2 separate regions of the Mus musculus genome follow, and region 2 is linked to region 1. Evidence: chromatin loops called from intact Hi-C (ENCODE). Cell type or tissue: left cerebral cortex. All regions are shown on one strand. Each heading gives the region's core, and the rest is flanking DNA. Links, peaks and the distances in the headings are about the cores only.

The links. A loop is a pair of places that touch in the nucleus more often than their neighbours do. Peaks named below come from ENCODE experiments on the same cell type or tissue, not always from the same donor. Only the 100,000 strongest peaks of a DNase experiment are listed, where the experiment ranks them.
Region 2: a loop joins it to region 1, with 1.9 times the contacts of the local background. A loop is called at or near these places in 2 of 42 quality-filtered maps.

The regions. Positions count from the first base shown.
Region 1 is chr13:117,097,287-117,106,025 of GRCm38, reverse strand. No RefSeq gene overlaps it. Among named protein-coding and RNA genes, the nearest start is that of Gm6416, 28 kb to the left of the region's middle. In left cerebral cortex, for the core only: no CTCF peak of the experiment used is centred there; no DNase peak of the experiment used is centred there.
Region 2 is chr13:117,044,643-117,053,381 of GRCm38, reverse strand. It overlaps the pseudogene Gm29767. Among named protein-coding and RNA genes, the nearest start is that of Parp8, 23 kb to the right of the region's middle. In left cerebral cortex, for the core only: no CTCF peak of the experiment used is centred there; DNase peaks (open chromatin) are centred at 415, 4,199 and 4,614.

The DNA of each region.
Region 1 (8,739 bases), core at 161-8,160:
CTCTCTTAAGTTCATATCTGAGATCTCAATTCAGTAATACTTTACTATCTCATTGATGCCTGGAGAGTGTTTGCCTAGTATGTGTGGACTTCAAGATTCACCATCAGCTCTAGACAAAACAAATAAAACATGGAAGAAAACAAATACCTAATCTTGATTTCCTCTCTGCCAACCCACACTAGTAATACTTTAAATGCTATAACATGGTTAGTCAATGAAAAGATGTGTAATGGTTAAGACAGCCTGGGTTCAACCTTCAGAGAGTCATAGAATAGTAGCTTTATAAGAGGTCTCTGAAATTTTATTTGATAGGCAAATGTTTCTCAGAGACATAGGCATAATTCCTCCAGAAGAAGTGGTTCTTTAAAAAGCCATCTTCTAAACACTCAGGTATTTTGAGTTAGGACCCACAATTACTGAATAATACATTGTAGTGATAATTTCTAATAACTAGGACCTTTCCCTCTCCTGTCCCTGGTAATGACCAGTGCTCATGCAAGATGCTCCTCTTTGGTCTCTTGTGCAACTTGATTGCTGATTGCAAACTCTGGGAATAAACTTGGCATTACCCCAGCCTCTGTTCCTGCCAAGTCCAATTTCATCAGGGAGTAATAAAGAACAATACACATTTTTACTTTAATGTTCAAAGACTTCTGGATCATTGAATTTGGACAGTGTTTCATCTGTGGGATGCAAATTATTCTAATTACAACAAATTTACCTAATAAAAAAGAACACCTGCTTTTTTTTTAGGGCAACATCCTCCAAACAATAATGAATTGAACGAAATTAAATTTTGCTTGCATTTAATAGTACTTGGAAAAGAATAAAAAGGAAACAAAGAATTGTGGTTGCCACTAGGGAAAGCATTAGCTGGTTAAAGAACTTTACAGAAGAAACAATAGACTTTTATGTGTGTGGATTTGTACTGGCTGTCCCCAATAAATGGAAGGAAAACAGCAAAGACACCCAGATGAAACAACTGTTTATTGACTTTCCAAAAAGGAAGTCTTCTTTTTGTAACACAATAATCAAGAACTGAGGTCTTGACTTCTGTTTACATATCAATAAAATTTCCATATAATTTAGCTGTGGAACCTCAAGAGAAAACAGTTTCTATTGTATCATTCATTCTGTAAGCATCAACTATATATAGGTGAAGCATGTTTTCCAGACACAGAGGCAACTTTGGCTCCAACAGAGAACAGGAGCCCTACATGTTGGGGTTTTTGTAATAACTTATGTACTCCTTCCTATAATAACATTCCACCAAAATTCTAGCTCACTTAAGGTATATGAATTTACCACCTTTATAATATACTTCACATTTTTGGTTTTTAATCTCCTATAAGATTCATAGGAGCTAAAACAAAATAAGTAGAGTTTGTTAAGCCATTGTATGTTCTAGGAATAAGACTGAAATAGGTCCCTGAAAAGCATCTGGTCAAAGGCAAGGATCTGAGAAACTTCTTAGATCCGAAGAAAACATTGCATTAATACGTTTTCTAACAGCAAGAGATCCCTACACGAAATGGGCTACATGTAAACCCTGCTTTCCTTATGATAATAACAGAAGAGAGAACTAGTAACAGAAGCTCATGTATACCAGACATTTCAAGCAACCCTTCCTACATGCTGGAAACCCCAGACCTAGGGAAGGAAAGGGCAGTTTCTGGGCTCTTCTCTTCATTTGATGAAGGCAGCTTGTTCCTGTGCTCCCACGAGGCAGAAAGACAATGAGATCCCTGCTCATTTGTTCATTTGTCTGTCTGTCTGTTTTTCAAGAGATATGACAATCCATCAGATGAAGACCTCGGAGTTATAACCTCCTTTGACCTATTTACAGTCTCTGAGACCTCTATTTCCAATACTTCCAGCTTCTGGTAGGATTTTAACATATGAAACACAGACATTTAATGCCCATGAGAGGTGGTGAAATCAAATTATTATACTAATCAGTAGTAGTATTGTCTTAGATAATGTGTATAAATACTTCTCAGATATTGATTTTAGTAATATTTGTGATATTATATTGATTGATATTGATTAGTGATTTTAAGGGTATTATATACCATTTGTAGTCAAACTCAGAAATGGTATTTATTTTCTGGGCTTATTTTATAAAATGTTAAATTATCATGAGTTATAGCTAGTATTTAGAATCAAGTGCACAACTTTCCCTATATTTACTTATGCTATTGATAGGAGCTGGAATGAAGTACATGTTTGGCATATGTGAGGCCTTACACACCACTCACACACACACAGACACACACACACACACACACACACACACACACACACACACACACACTGTTGACATCAAGGAATTGAGAAATAATTTTTACGTATGATTTGCTATGATGTCAGTGAAAGGCCTTTGAATATAATGAAGCCTTCATAGGCTTTCTGTGGGCTTTGCCTACTGAGGGTTTAGGAAGTAGAAAGAGGAGGAGGCAAGGATCCTAGATATTCAATGACAGGCAAAGCCCCCGGAGACAGTGGCTTATGTATGATTTGGCTCATACAAGAAAGAATATGGAAATGGAGAAAAGGACTGAGCATAGCAAGCACGCTGAGCCATCTCTCCAGGACATCCTTGGGTTTTTTGTTCCAAGGACAAAATGGTAGTTTCCAATGAAACAATTCTAGAGTGGTGATGTTTCACCTGGAAATCCCTGATTTCACCAAACTCTATAATAACTCTAAAGTTATTTATACAGAATGAACCAGTAAATAATTTTAGTATATCTTGTTGCTGTTCAATAGGAAGCTGATAATACATACAGAAAATGCCAAAGGCTTTTATTCCTGTTTTAAATTCTATAGCCTTGTGGTATTACTCCCTAGAACTTTTCCCAATAAAATAAAATCTTATTTCATTACTGTACAGCCTCACATACAAGTGGGCTGGAAGTAAATGTGTGTAACGTGCAGTGTGTTTTAAAGGTCAGCATGCACACATGTGTGTGCATGCATGCTCATGGGCGCACACACACACACACACACACACACACACACACACACACAGACACACACCACCTGAGGATATTATTAAGCCTTTCTTGAATTTCCCATCCACTGGAGACTGAAACTCTGCATTTGCCAGAGTGGTGTGGTCAATCCAGGCTGGGATTGGAGAAACAAGTCTTCAAAGTTGCAGGTTCTGTTTCTATAAGTGCATACAAGGCATAAATTGATAAGTAACATTACTACCTGATTCTCTGTGTGTGTGTGTGGGGGGGGGTGGTTCTTGAGGATAGAAGATGTAACATATATAATAATTGGCTGGCCCAAGATAGTTTTAAAACATTATGATCTATTAATGGAATAAACAAGAGACCTTTAGAGTTAGCTCTATGTTGCTGAATTGACCTAAGGCAGAGAATTTAAGGGGCTCCCTTAGGATGGGAAAGGCATGTAGATGTGAATTTACTAAATATTTTCGACTCTAAGGATGTACTTGATTTCAGAAGTGGGAGTAAAGTCATCAGTGGCTTTCAGTCATGCTGATGAGGGAGCAGAATGCAGTTTTAAACCCAAGATGATTAAAGCTCGGCAGATGAGGTGCATTTGGGCTAACTTGGCTTTGATCTCATGAAGGTGTGAGGGTAACAGTGGAAGCAATGTAAAGGGAAAAACAGGAAAAGCTTGCATTTATTGAGCTCCACTCCATCAGATTCTGCTTGACCTTACACTCACTGTGTGGCAAGACATCAGAAAGGCTTTCAGAAAGTGTGTGGGTGCCCCGACACTGTCTCATGGGTCACAGCCATGTCCCTAGGGAGGACTTAACCTTCCCAAAGCTCTTCAGGAAGTGCACTGCGTGCTTGTAGGGATGTCTTCAACACTAAAACCACATAAGGAGAGCCCATACCTCTCTGTCCCCTCTTGTCCTGTAATGTCCCCCACAGATGATAAGTAATGGCTGAATAGCTCTGCTGAGAGTTATCTCTTATTCTGAAAAGTCCACATTGAAAATAAAGTGCTGCTTAGTTAGCCGGGCTCCCCTGACCCCTCTGTTCTAGCTAATTCTTCTCAGGTGTGCCCAAGCTTCTGCTTGCTAAAGGGACGGTCAGGAAACGCATACAAGCTAGGAAGTCACAAGTTTAATGTTTCAAGATTTGTTTTTCTCACACTCATAATGTCTCGAGGCAGAGTACTGAGTGAATCCCTAGTGCTCGCTCTCCCTACTTTACTGCCAAGTACTGCAAGCTATCCAGGAAAGAGCAATGGAGTGAACGATGCCGTTGTTCTTCCATCTCCAAGTTAGCAATGTCATTTTTTTGATCTTGCAACAACCGTAGCCTGAAATATTAGTAAATATTGTTAGGAAATATGGTCGGTCAGTTGAAGCAAGACCTTCATCTTGAGTGTTGTGACCACAGCTGTGATTCTGAGCACAGCGCTTCAACTCCTTCTCCTCTCTGATTTTTGGTCCAGTTCATAGATCAACAACCCAAATAACTTCCTTTCCCACTTCAGCATTATCAAGCCATTCCTGATGCTTCTAGTTAATTTTGACCGGACCCATCTTTCCAGTTTTTATCAAAGCACATTTTGTGAGTTCCCTCCTTTTTTTTTTTTTTTTTTTTTCATAACCCAAGCATTTTATTTATTTATTTATTTTTTGTTTTCTTTTTTTTCTTTCTTTTTTTTTTTTTGGTATACATATATTTATTTTTTTTTTCCTTTTCCATTTTTTATTAGGTATTTAGCTCATTTACATTTCCAGTGCTATACCAAAAGTCCTTCCCTCCTTTTTAACTTGAGGCAAAACAAAAAGTTGAGCCCACCCAACTAAAAACACATGATAATATCAATAACTTATATATATCACAATTCTGACACTTTTTCAAAATTGGAGTTTACCTGGTATTAATGTCTTCTAAAAGTGTGTTCTTTGGGGTTTTAAAGACATGTCCTCTTATGGTACCTCTGGTCTTCTCTTTGGAGCTACTTGAGTCAGCCATCATTGGGAGGAGAGGCCCATGGTCTTGCAAAGATTGTATGCCCCAGTACAGGCGAATGCCAGGGCCAGGAAGCGGGAGTGGGTGGGTTGGGGAGCATGGCAGGGAGGGGGGAAGATATAGGGGACTTTTGGGATAGCATTTGAAATGCAAATGAAGAAAATATCTAATAAAAAGAAATACCTCTATTACGGTTTCCTTGGAGTAATGATTCTCAGTTGTGGATACACACTAAAGTCACTAGAAAGCATTAAGCAGCATCAGTGTTTGGGACCAATTAAATTAGAATCTCTGGGTTGGGGTCCAGAGGTGAGGATATTTTTAAATTTCAATAAGAAAAGCTGCTTCTTTAGTAATTATAGTCTCGGCAAGATTCTGGGAGAGTAAAATATCTCTTTCTTTTTTCCTATGGGAAAATAAAAACACAAGGATGGAAGCACATACGGCATTGGTTCAGACAGAGGAAGCCATAGGATGATGTGAAGGTCAGGAAGCTGAAGGGTTCCTTGGAGACAAATGTGGAAGTCTCAAGAGTCGGAGGATACCACTTCAGCAGGAACTTTGACTCAGCACCTCGGAGTTGTATTGGTAATCGTTACTGTAGCCGAGTCTCCTAATGCACTTGTGGGGAGCTCTTACTCAAAATGAGTCCATTAGTTGATGGTGGCTCAAAATCTCATATCCCCCTGGTCTGCACCAAAGGCTGTGGGGAACAGAGAACTCAAACATATCAAACATACTCGGCTGCAGCTTTTCACTCTGGCACTGACCCAGCTCCTCAGGCTACAGGTGACCTTCTCAGGATGCTCAGTCACAAGAGGCCTCAGAAGAGCATGATGGGTATGTAAGAGGCAAAGAATGGCATCACGGAACCCTCTGGGGGTATGAGCCACAGGTTCAAAAGGCATCTTTGTCACTTCCAAGGAACCAGGACACTTGTTCACTGGACATTTTTTTTCCTTCTGCACTCATAACTAACCATCTTGTGGTTCTATTTCCTCGTGAATCAGAAGGATGAAGGACCAAGTGCCATACAGAACCTTCTTAATAAGAAGACACACAGCTGGATACCTACAAAACTGTAATGTGGGAAGCCACAAACGCCATTACAAAATGGCGCTGGTTTCAATAAGCAGACGCCCATGAATATGGGTAAACAACCAATGTGCACATGTGCCATAGAGTTTTTTGCTGAGTCACTGCCTGACCCGAGGCATGTGAATGAGGTGCTGAGGGCACAACCAATCAGGTGTGGACATGTCACTCCTAGGCCTATATAAGCAGCGCCAGTTCTGGGCCTTGGGCTCCTTCGCCTACGCAGTCCATGCTCTCCCAATAAACGTGTTGCAGAAGGATCCTGTTGTGGCGTCTTACTTGCTGGCGAGTGGGCATCTACACTGTAAAGCCTTAATATTATCCAGACAAAATATTTCATTATGGGTATTTATGAGAGATGAGTTTGACCCATGGTCTTCTATTGATTATATTTCCAATCAAATGGAGTGTATAAAATGGAAAGAGGGACAAAATTTTTACTACCATGTACTTAATGGCATAATCAGTAAAAACAAAGGAAAATTGGTTATGATACAGCACACTGGGCACTTATGATAATCCATAACCTAGAATTATTTGGGAAATTCAGGACAAGTAAGAAGAAAATGCCTTGATTTTTTTTTTTTTTTTTTTTGTCTCATGTACAATATGTGAGTCATGATCCCACAAACTCTCCTTTTGCAGCCAGGGCGTTTTAGGGCAGAATGACTGCTTTTAATATGTTTAAGCTTCTGAACTCCGAAAGGTATCTTTGTCACTTCCTAAGGCAAAATAAAACTTCAGTCTTTGCCCCTTATTACCTTCTCCAGGGAAATGTCAGCTCCTCTATCCCAGTCACCGTGGGACCTGACACCACAAGGCTATTCAGCTACTCTGTAGTAAGAGGCCTCAGACTTACCCAGAGATTCCGTACTGCTCACTTCATATATGCAATGCACACACAGTCTTTATTCTCAAAATGCTTTTTCAGAGCAGCGGTTTTCATCTGAATATAAACACTACAATTTCATATCAGAAATGACCCATTTCAGGGTCAGGGATATAGCTCAGTAGTAGAGTGCTTGCCTAGCATACATGAGATTCTAGTTTAAATCCTCAACGCCACCAAGAAGAAAAACAACAAACAAACAAGCAGATTACCTGATGTCTGTTAATTTACCATAACCTAGAATTATCTGGGGAATGAGTCCCAGCTGAGGTTCTGATGTATTCTCTACATCAAAATGGTCTGTTAGTCTATGTCAGTAGAGGATTGTCTTGATCTTAATTGGTACAGAAGGGCACAGTCCATGGTGGGCAGCGTTATTTCCTAGGCAGATGGTCCCAAACTATCTAATAAACCTAGTTGAACATGAGTTTATCTCCCAGCCAGCAAGAAGAATCTGAAGTTGAAATTTCTGGTTTCTTTGAAGACTCAGTTGTATTTTAGGATGTGGTTCTCAAAATTCTCTTATGACAGGATGTGTTGCTGAGAGCAGACATGTGGTGTTTTTCTGGAAGCTGCCTGGAAAAGGGACATGTGATGTTTTCCTGGAGTGGATGCTTGAAAGGACATGTGATGTTTGGAAAGGGTATAAGGATAACCCACCAGACAGTGGATGATGATAGGGCATTGGTTTGCTTGCCACTCTTTTGCTGGTCTTTTTTGGTGCTTTGCTGACACTGTCTTCACTAATGATGCTGTGGAATTGGCTCACCTTGACTTCTTTGTTGATCATCATTTGTCATGACTTCATAATGAGAAGTGCACCAAAAAACTTCTCGTGATAATCTGGAGGACTTGGGCGGATTGGCAGATCCTTGTGGTTTTTTCTGTATTGAACTACTGTTGCTGATTCATGAATGGTGGTTGTGAGTGGATTGAGCTACCACTGTGGAGTCCAATGAACTGACTGCTGATATCCTGACAACAAAGTTTGGAATTGACCCAAAGAAATATTTCTAAACAGGTCCATATTCCCCTTTGCCCTATTAATCTTTCCTCTCCTCTGGTGAGTGGTGGGGTAGAAGCTCCCTTGCCAGGGCTATACAGAGAAATCCTGTCTCAAACAAAACAAAACAAAACAAAACAAAACAAAACAAAACAAAACAAACAAACAAACAAACAAACAAAAAAACCAAACCAACCAACCAAACAAAAACCCTTATTAAAGTAGGTTTTGAAAAATCTAAGCCTATAAGAGTCCTCCATGATCCCTGCCTTATTTACTTAGCTGTGATGCTCATTCTTTGGATGGAGGTAATCCTGTGTGAAATATCAAACAGATCTTTCCCCAAGCTTCTGCCTTGAGTATCTGCCTTGATGTCCCTCAATGATAGATTGTGAGCTGGGTTGTAAGTAAATAAATTCTTCCCTCCCCTAAGTTGCATTTGATTAGTCAGGATGCTTTATCACATCAGTAGAGCTAAAGCTAGAACACCTGATGTGAAATTAGAAAGGTTGTTGATGAATTTGATGAATACCCAAGGACTCTCCTGGAAACCCCACGTTATAACCAGTGAAGGAAAACAAGTTTGAAGCCATCAGGAAGGATTGTGTTCCATTTAAGTCTCCTAATGGGTACTCTTCAGTCTTCCCTCAATTTTTATGAAACCAGTCAAGTTATATTATTTTATTTTTATGATATTTTTGATGAATGGTTATGAAGAATACATGAGAAATATTACTCCTTAAAGAAAATGTTGCCAATCATTGAGTATGCTAGTATTGACT
Region 2 (8,739 bases), core at 225-8,224, 53 kb after region 1:
ACTGTTGGAAGGTTACAAGTCAGCAGAGCTGTTAATCATGACATTTATCTTTTCCTACCCTACCATTTCTTGACCACTTCATGATTGGCCTGTACCTTTGTCTGCAAGATTTCAGCACAACTAGCAGAATACTATATAATGACAATATTGGAATACTGATGTAAACTTCAGGCAACCTAATTTTGAGAAACAAAACTAGAGGAATGAGTTTAGATTGTAGGTTAGAGAAATGGAGGGCAGGATATGGTCTCCCCATTCTCAGTTGTTTGCAAATACATTTACCCCCCACAAAAAAATTTACAGTTGAGGCAGAGTCTTTTTGTCTGCCCAAGAGCTGTTTCTGATTCCTATCTGTTATCTGTTTAGGAGCTGGTTGGGCACAGTTGATGAATCAACCATTGCCCATTTCCCCTTTTTTGTGATTTCCTTAGAGGCCGGTTCTATTTCTGATCTCAAAGACAGAAAAGGAAGTAGCCTGAGAACTTCTGGGAAAGAGTTTGCTCCTTACACAAATGAAAGAAGCTTTATTGCCCACCTTTCCTGCCTCCCCTCTAACGTGCAAATAAATATCGACAATCTTAACTGTTGCAGCTACAAACCATGAGGAGATGAACTTCATGATGAAACCAGCTGGCCAGGAAGCCAAAGCAAAGGAAGGAAGACATCAGGTTTCAAAGACAGCATCAAGCCACAAACAACCCCAAGGCAAGGAATTTTAGGATTTCTCATTAAATACCATGATATCAGTAAAGTGGCCTTCTCTTCTTTCTTCTTTCTTTACTCCTCTTCGTTATCTGTGGTGTTTGGGATGAAACCCAATATATTCACCAAGACTTCATGACTGATCTCCTTCCCAGCCCATTAGTAAGGATTTCTGTTTCATCCAAACACATTTTTTTTTTTTTGCTTGCAGTGTTTTGATTTGATTTGGTGTTGTGATTTTATTGAGAGAGGATCCTGTATTCTGTAGTTCAGCCTGTCCCCAAACTCATAGTACTCTCCCTACTGCATCTTCCCAAGTGCTTGGATTACAGGCATAAGCCATCACATCTGGACTTCTCTGTTTTGCATTAGTCCTGTCTTGTTATATTAACTTTATTCTGGGTAGCCTTTTATTGCATTATAATTGTATCACATTCATTTCTATTACGATGTTTCTATTGATAGTCCCATTATTTAATAACCCCATGGTTGCCTTTTCTTGTATAATGTAACCTTTTAGCATAATATATTTAAAAATTGTGTTCTTTTGTGTGTGTGTGTGTGTGCATGTGCATAGGAGTGTTGTCATGGGTGTGGACATGTGAGGCCAGAAGTCAACATCAGGTGCCTTTTCCAATCTACTTCTGCTTTCTCCATCTTATGTACTGAGGCAAGATACCTCGCATGAACCTAGAACTTGCTGATTCCGCTGTCTGTCTAGTCAGCTTGCTCTACAGATCCCAAGGTCTGGGATTACAGTTGTGCCACCACACCCACCTGATATTTCTGTGGCTTCTAGACATCTAAACCTCTGATCCCCAACTTGTGTTACCAAGTCATTTTATCCACTGAGCCATCTTCCCAGCCTTAGCTCTAATATACATTCTTCATACTGATGGTATGGGACAGACAAAATACATCCACCAAATTGGTGATTTTTGATATACTGCCACCCAAAGCTTTAGGTGTGAGTTTTGATGCTTTGATGTCTCTAGATTCTAGAGATTTCAATTTCTTCACCTAGTCGCTCCTTTGTGGCTTATAACGCTGCTGCCACCCTTTGTGGCTATCAAGATGAAGAGAATGATTTCTAACTGGTTCAGATTGCTGTGCTCTTTGGTTTGTCTTGGTAGACGTCAGTCTCTGACTATGTAACTTTTTTTTTTTTTTAGAAATAACTCTTGGTTTGGTCCTAGTCATCATAGAAACTCAAGTTCTAGCAACAGAACAAAACATAGTGGCAGAAGCTGCTGACCATGAAGGAACCCTAGCAAGTCAACTCTCCGATCCCTTGAGAAGATGGGAATGACTTGTACAGACCTGTGTCTTCCAGGGAGATGTCCTATGGTCAGGTGTAAAGCTGGTGCCTAAGAACTTGTCTAGATGATTAAGGGAATGGAAGGAAAAAAAATAGAAAGATTGTTGACAAGATTGGTAGAAAGGATGTGGATAAACCTCTAAGAATGATTCAGTTCTCTCTCTCTCTCTCTCTCTCTCTCTCTCTCTCTCTCTCTCTTTCTCTCTCTCTCCTCCCCCCCCACCCCCACCCCGCCACCGGTTTCTTTGCAACTTCACCAATGGATAAGCCAGGATGCTCACCTTTGATTTTGGGGCGGTACTCAGAACAGAGCAAGAAGAAGACCGAAGGAGGCCTCTTGGGCGAATTGGGGTCCTTGAACTTCTTTTTGGTCTCCCCTTTGAGGAGGGGGGATGTAGGTTTTCATTTCTCTTTCATAACGAGCCTTGTCAGCTTTTGCCATGTCTTCAAATTTCCCCTTTTCTTTAGCAGACATGGTCTTCCATAACTCTGAGCACTTCTTGGAGAACTCTGAGAAGTTGACAGAAGCATCCGGGTGCTTTTTCTTGTGCTCCTCCTGGCAGGTTTGCACAAAGAACGTATATGAGGACATTTTGCCTCTCGGCTTCTTAGGATCTCTTTTGCCCATGTTTAGTTGATTTTCCTCCGCAAGGCACAGAGTCTCCCAGTGCCTATCAGGCTCTCGCTTGCCCCAGTGCTGTCTCTATGGAGATCAATGTACTGCAATGGCTGTGAGAGCGGGAGCCAGACGCAGCCTCCTCACTCTCTCCGCTCTGTAACTGTCTGTCTCCATTTCTTAAGGGCAGTGATGAGAAAATCCAAATGGCGGAGCAAAGCATCTCCCTTTATGGGACATGAGGAGCAGGGTGAGGAAGAACCTGGATTTTACCTCCAAAGGCTCATCTACCCCTACTTCCGGTCACTTTCTTCCTCCATCCAGATTTCATCACCTGAGCCCTCTATCCTCTCCTCACCAGACAGGAACCAGGACTTTAAAAAAGAAAAATAATAGATGTTATTTATTCTTTGTGGATGTCATCCACGCAACAATGTGGTTTGACCATACTTGGCCCCAACCTGTTCTTCAACATCCCTGGGATCCTCCACCCCACATTCCTTTCCAACTTTAAATCCTCTTTAAGATTATTTGTTTATAACCTCTGAGTCTAAAGGACCAAGGTTTTTGAACACATGAACCTGTGGTGTATATTTTCAATTTAAATGTGTGTGTGTGTGTGTGTGAGAGAGAGAGAGAGAGAGAGAGAGAGAGAGAGAGAGAGAGAGAGAGAGAGAAAGAGAGAAAGAGAGAAAGAGAGAGGCAGATAGACAGACAGAATCAGGGACAGAGCAGAGAGAGTCTGTAACTGGACATGGTGGCACAACCTGTAATCCCAGCCCTTTTAGGAGTTCAAGGCCTGCTTTAAAATCTTTCTATCTTATTACATTTATGTATGTGAGCATGCATGTGTCTGTATGTCTACTTGCCTACTGGTATGCACCTGCCATGGTATGTGCATGCTTCAGTGTAAGTGTGGAGGTCAAAGGGCAAGTTGAAGGAGTTAAGTTCTCTCTTTTCATTATATGGGCGCTGGGGAGTGAATTCAGGTCACCATGGCTTGGCATCAGGTATCTTTACCCACTGTGTCTCTGGCTTTAATCACCGGCACTCACTCTCTCTCTCTCTCTCTCTCTCTCTCTCTCTCTCTCTCTCCCTCCCTCCCTCCCTCCTTCTCCCTTCCTTCCTTCCTTTCTCTTCTTATTTATTTTTAAGGAATAAACAGTGGCCAAAGCAAGATCATATCACTAGGTTATCAGCACATAGATGCAACTTTGATTAGCGGACTTTTTTAGCTGAAGCCAAATGGCCATTCATGCTAAACCGCTGGTAAAGAAGTAAGAAGGTAGGATTGATGTTTGTGTCCTTCTGTTGTCTTGCACATAGCTATAGAATCCAATACTTCCCAGTCTTCCATCTGCTCTTTTATCCACCTCTTTCATACAGGGCATGCTAGGAATGGTTAAGTATCAAGGCAGTACAGTGATGGACTTAGAGAAATGAACCTTTTGATTCAGGGTCTTACGTAGCTCAGTTGGCCTCAGATGCCCCATGCAGTTGAGGATGACTTTGGATTCTCGATTCTCCAGCTCCCACCTCTCAGCTGCCAGCATCCCTGGCATGTGTTGACATACATTGCCAAGTCACTCAGAGTTCTTGAATTTGGAGATGATGTTCAGTTACAAGGGGAAAAAAATTGGTTTCTTTCTGTTAGGAGAAAGTTTGGGTCTTTCATGTTTAGTTTAAAAGGAAAGGTCTGTATAGTTATTGAGCAAACCAAAGCAAGAATATCTGTTTTCATTTGAGGCTTTTTTCTTTCTGAGGAATTCCCTAGTGCACCAGTTTAGAAAACGCCGCCTGCTTTAGAAGCTAAAATGCCAAATGCTAGCTTCCCCAGCCTCCTTTGCAGCTAGGGTACAAACATATGATTTCAGTTTTGTCAATCTGTTTGCCAGTACTGCATTTTGACTTGGGAATTAATAAAAATGAAACAGATTCAGTTATGCTTTCTCTGTTTCTTGTGCAGGCAGTGTAACAGCTGCTAAAGTATCTGTTGTCTCAAGAACAAGTGGGAGTTGTAAGGGTGGTTTAGCAGTTGGCTTAGGATTGAGCAAGCCTCACAGTTGCTGTTCTGCGGGCTGCTTGCTTCTCACTGGTGGTGGGGTGGTTTCCTCGCTAGGTTTGGGGGTGCACTTCCTGGCTGCTTAGTTTTGAGTCTGGCTCCGGAGCCATTTCAATAGTTCCACAAATGACTAAATATGTTTGTGGTAAATGTATTTACTGCGGAAGTCGGACACATCGGCTCCTGCACGTTTGACATTTAGAAATTCAAGATAGGGCCAACAAAAAATGGCTTAGTGGGTAGAGGCATTGGCGGATGCCTGGTGACCTTAAGTTTGATCTCTGGAATTCACGTAGTGAAATGGGAACAATGACGCCTGCAAGTTGTCCTCTGACCTCCACACATACATCAGAGCATGTACACACACACACACACACACACAGAGAGAGAGAGAGAGAGAGAGAGAGAGACAGAGAGAGACAGAGAGAGAAAGAGAGAGATTAAGTAGAAAATTTGGATTAGATTAGTTGCAGGCATATGTTCCTTTCTGCATTGGTGGCCATGATTGAGAGATGGACAGGAGATCCTTCTCAAATGTGTGGATTAATAATTAGGTTGTTGAGGAATGTGCGAATGGGAATCTCTGAGGCTTTAGAGACCAGCACAATGCCTATTCTGTGTGTTTACATTTCAGTCACCCATAGTGAAATCAGAAACCTGAGCCCCAAGATGTGTTCACCTGACAAAATGACATTTCTTCATTTGGATGGTGTTATATCTCACATGTGCCTATATGCCCAAGGATAAGCATATTCTAAGTAAATTTTAGATTCATATAGTTAGGACATGCTATGTTTTACCTATACAGCTGTATATTATACATAAGATATAACATGCATAAATATTTAGCTCATAACCAGCTTACACGTCTAGCTGTGGCCCAGAGATCATCACATGAGTCAGTTCCCGCCCCCCCCACAAAGGACAGAAGAAAATAGATGTCTGAAAAGAACATATTAATATCTTTAGTGTTTGCATCATTTTACATTATGATCTATTAACATTTGCTTGTTTATTAAAGACAAGGAGGTGGTTTATATTAAGTAAAGATGGATGCAGAACATGAGAATGCACGGCTATAAGCCTGATAGTTGAGAGGTAGAGGGAGGAAGATTGCTTCAAGTTCAAGGCTAGTGCAATCAATATAGTCAGAGTGTGCCTCAACAAAACAAAACAAAACAAAAACCACAAAAAACCCCATATAAACCAATAACAAACAAAACAAAGATTTACTAAAAACTAAACCTGCCTCTCATCCAAGAGCTGCTTAAGTAGATTCTGCATGTTCGCTGCTTATCAGGCTCTGTCTCTGAGATTCTAAAGTCTCCTAGGTTCTGCAGCCAGCCTAATGTGGTATTGCCCTTACGCAGTATGGTCTACAGTTGCCAAGTCTAACCCAGAGCTCAGAAGATTGCAGAGAGCAGGCAATGTCTGCGTTTGTATTATCTCCTACAGGTTTTTTTTTTTTTCCACCTTCTTCTGTCTGACATGTCCCCTGCTACTGTCTTTAAGTGTTTCCCTTAGCTGCTGAGCTAATGTGCTTATGTCTCCAATGGGTCTTGAGTGAACCTATAAATGATTAAGGATGCATTAGCTCTCAGGAGGGTTGCTGTGATTCCCTGAAGAAGAGGTAGTGCCTAGAGACCTAGTCGTGCAATTTTCCTGTGCTGTTGGCCTAGCTTTGAGGATGAAGTCGTATTACTCAGCAGTGAACAGTGTAATTACTCACAGCAGTTCGCCTGGTGGCATATGACATCCAATTTACAGAATTAAAGGTAATGTGATTCAAATGAAAAATAGGTGATTTTTAAAGAATGAATGGCCAGCTCAACTATTGGAAATGTCTGGGTTAGAGTTTCTATGTTTGGATTTTTATATGGTTTTCGTTTTTAATTAATATCTTATTCAACTTGCTATAATTCTATTGAGATTTTCTAGGATAAAACAAATCTGAATTTGGTCTGGTATGGTGATATCTCTCTCTCTCTCTCTCTCTCTCTCTCTCTCTCTCTCTCTCTCTCTCTCTCTCTCACCTTGCCAAGACTTGGGGAGGCTGAGGCAAGAAAATCATATTGAGCTTAAGGCCAGTTTGTATTACATAGTTTTGGGATAGACAGGCTACATGCTAAGATTCTCTTAACGAATCAGGGGGAGGATGGGAATCGGAACATGTTCTTTAGTTGTCAGTCAAAATACAACCCTCCATGAGTTTTGAAGTCAAATTCTCAGATCTATTGGGAGTAACCCCTCTGAAAAAATAAAGAATAAACAGGAAATAACAATATTCTGTAAAATATACTAAGGATAAAAGTGGATGCTCACAATCACCTATTGGATGGAACACAGGGCCCCCAATGAAGGAGCTAGAGAAAGTACCCAATGAGCTGAAGGGGTCTGCAACCCTATAGGAGGAAGAACAATATGAACTAACAAGTACCCCCCAGAGTGTGTGTCTATAGTTGCATACGTAGCAGAGGATGGCCTAGTCGGCCATCAATGGGAAGAGAGGCCCTGGCATTAGAATTGCTTTAAGAAGTATTTTTAAGACCCAACAAGGTAGTCAAGTTCAGAAAAATAAAGATGTTTGCTGCCAAGCCTGGCTACCTGAGTTCGATCCTCAGGACCTACAAAGCAGGAGAAGGTGGTAGCCAACACTAGCAAGTTGTCCCCTGATCTCTATATGCATATCAGGGCACACACATCCCCCCATAAGCATACACACATGCAATAAATCGATACATTTAATTTTAAAAAGGAAACCTGACTTGGACCTGTGAGGCGATTTACTGGGTGAAGGTTCTTACCACCAAGACTGAAAACATGAGTTTGATCTCTGTGATGAGCCAAATCTTGCAAAGATCTCTGATCTTCCCACGTACCATGTCCCTCCATTGTCCATGTGCAGGCAGGCATCCCCCCACACACTAAATAAAATTAATTTAATAAAGAATATAATATAGACTTTGAGTCTGAGTCATTATTCTGGGAGCTTGAGGTAGGAGGAAACAGCCCATGGTACAACAGGGATCAAGAAAATTAATATAGTAAAAATGGTCATGTTACCAAAAGCAGTCTACAGATTCAATGTAATTACCATCAAAATTCCAACCTGACTCTTGACATTTCTTGAAAGGAGAAATTTTTTACTTCATATGGAAGCACATACTCATATGTACACACAAAGACCTTCCCCCACCAATAAGATCACTAAAAGAATCTTGAATAATAAAATAAGTTCTGGAGGTATAAGCATCCATGATTTCAAGTTGTATTACAGAGGTAGAGAAATTAAAGCAGCATGGTATTGGAACAAAAATGGGCACCTTGATCAATAACTTGAAGACCAGATGTAAATCCACACCTATAAAAGACCTGATTTTTGATTAAAAAGAAGCCAGAAAAATACACTGGAATAAAGACACCTCTTCAATGAATGGTGTCAAACTGGATGACTGTATGTGGAAGACATCAAATAGATCCATACTTATCACCTCACACAAGACTCAACTCCAGTGGATCAAAAACTTCAACACAAAAACAGACAAATTGAACCTGATAGAAGAGAAAGTGGAGAATAGCTTGAACTTGTTGACACAGAAGACAACTTTATGAACAGAACACCATAATATCAATGTATCCTTATGAACAAAAAGGTTGGGAATAGCAAAAGACACCTTCATTTGGACAAAGTGGCAGCCTATAAAATGGGAAAAGATTTTTTATCCATTATACATTTGATAGAGGGCAAATATTCAAAATATATAAAGAACTCCCAACATTAGATATCAAGAAAGCAAATAACCAATTTAAAAATGTGATGCAGATCTGAACAGAGCATTCTCAACTGAGGGGAACTCAAATGGCTGAGAAACACCTACATAAACATTCTACATCCTCAGCCAACAGGTAAATGCAGATCAAAACTTATTTGAGATTTCATTTTACACCGGTCAGAATCACTAAAGTCAATAAAACAAATGAGAGCTCATGCTGGCTATGACGTAGAATAGTGGGAATACTCATCATTGCTGGTGGGAGTGC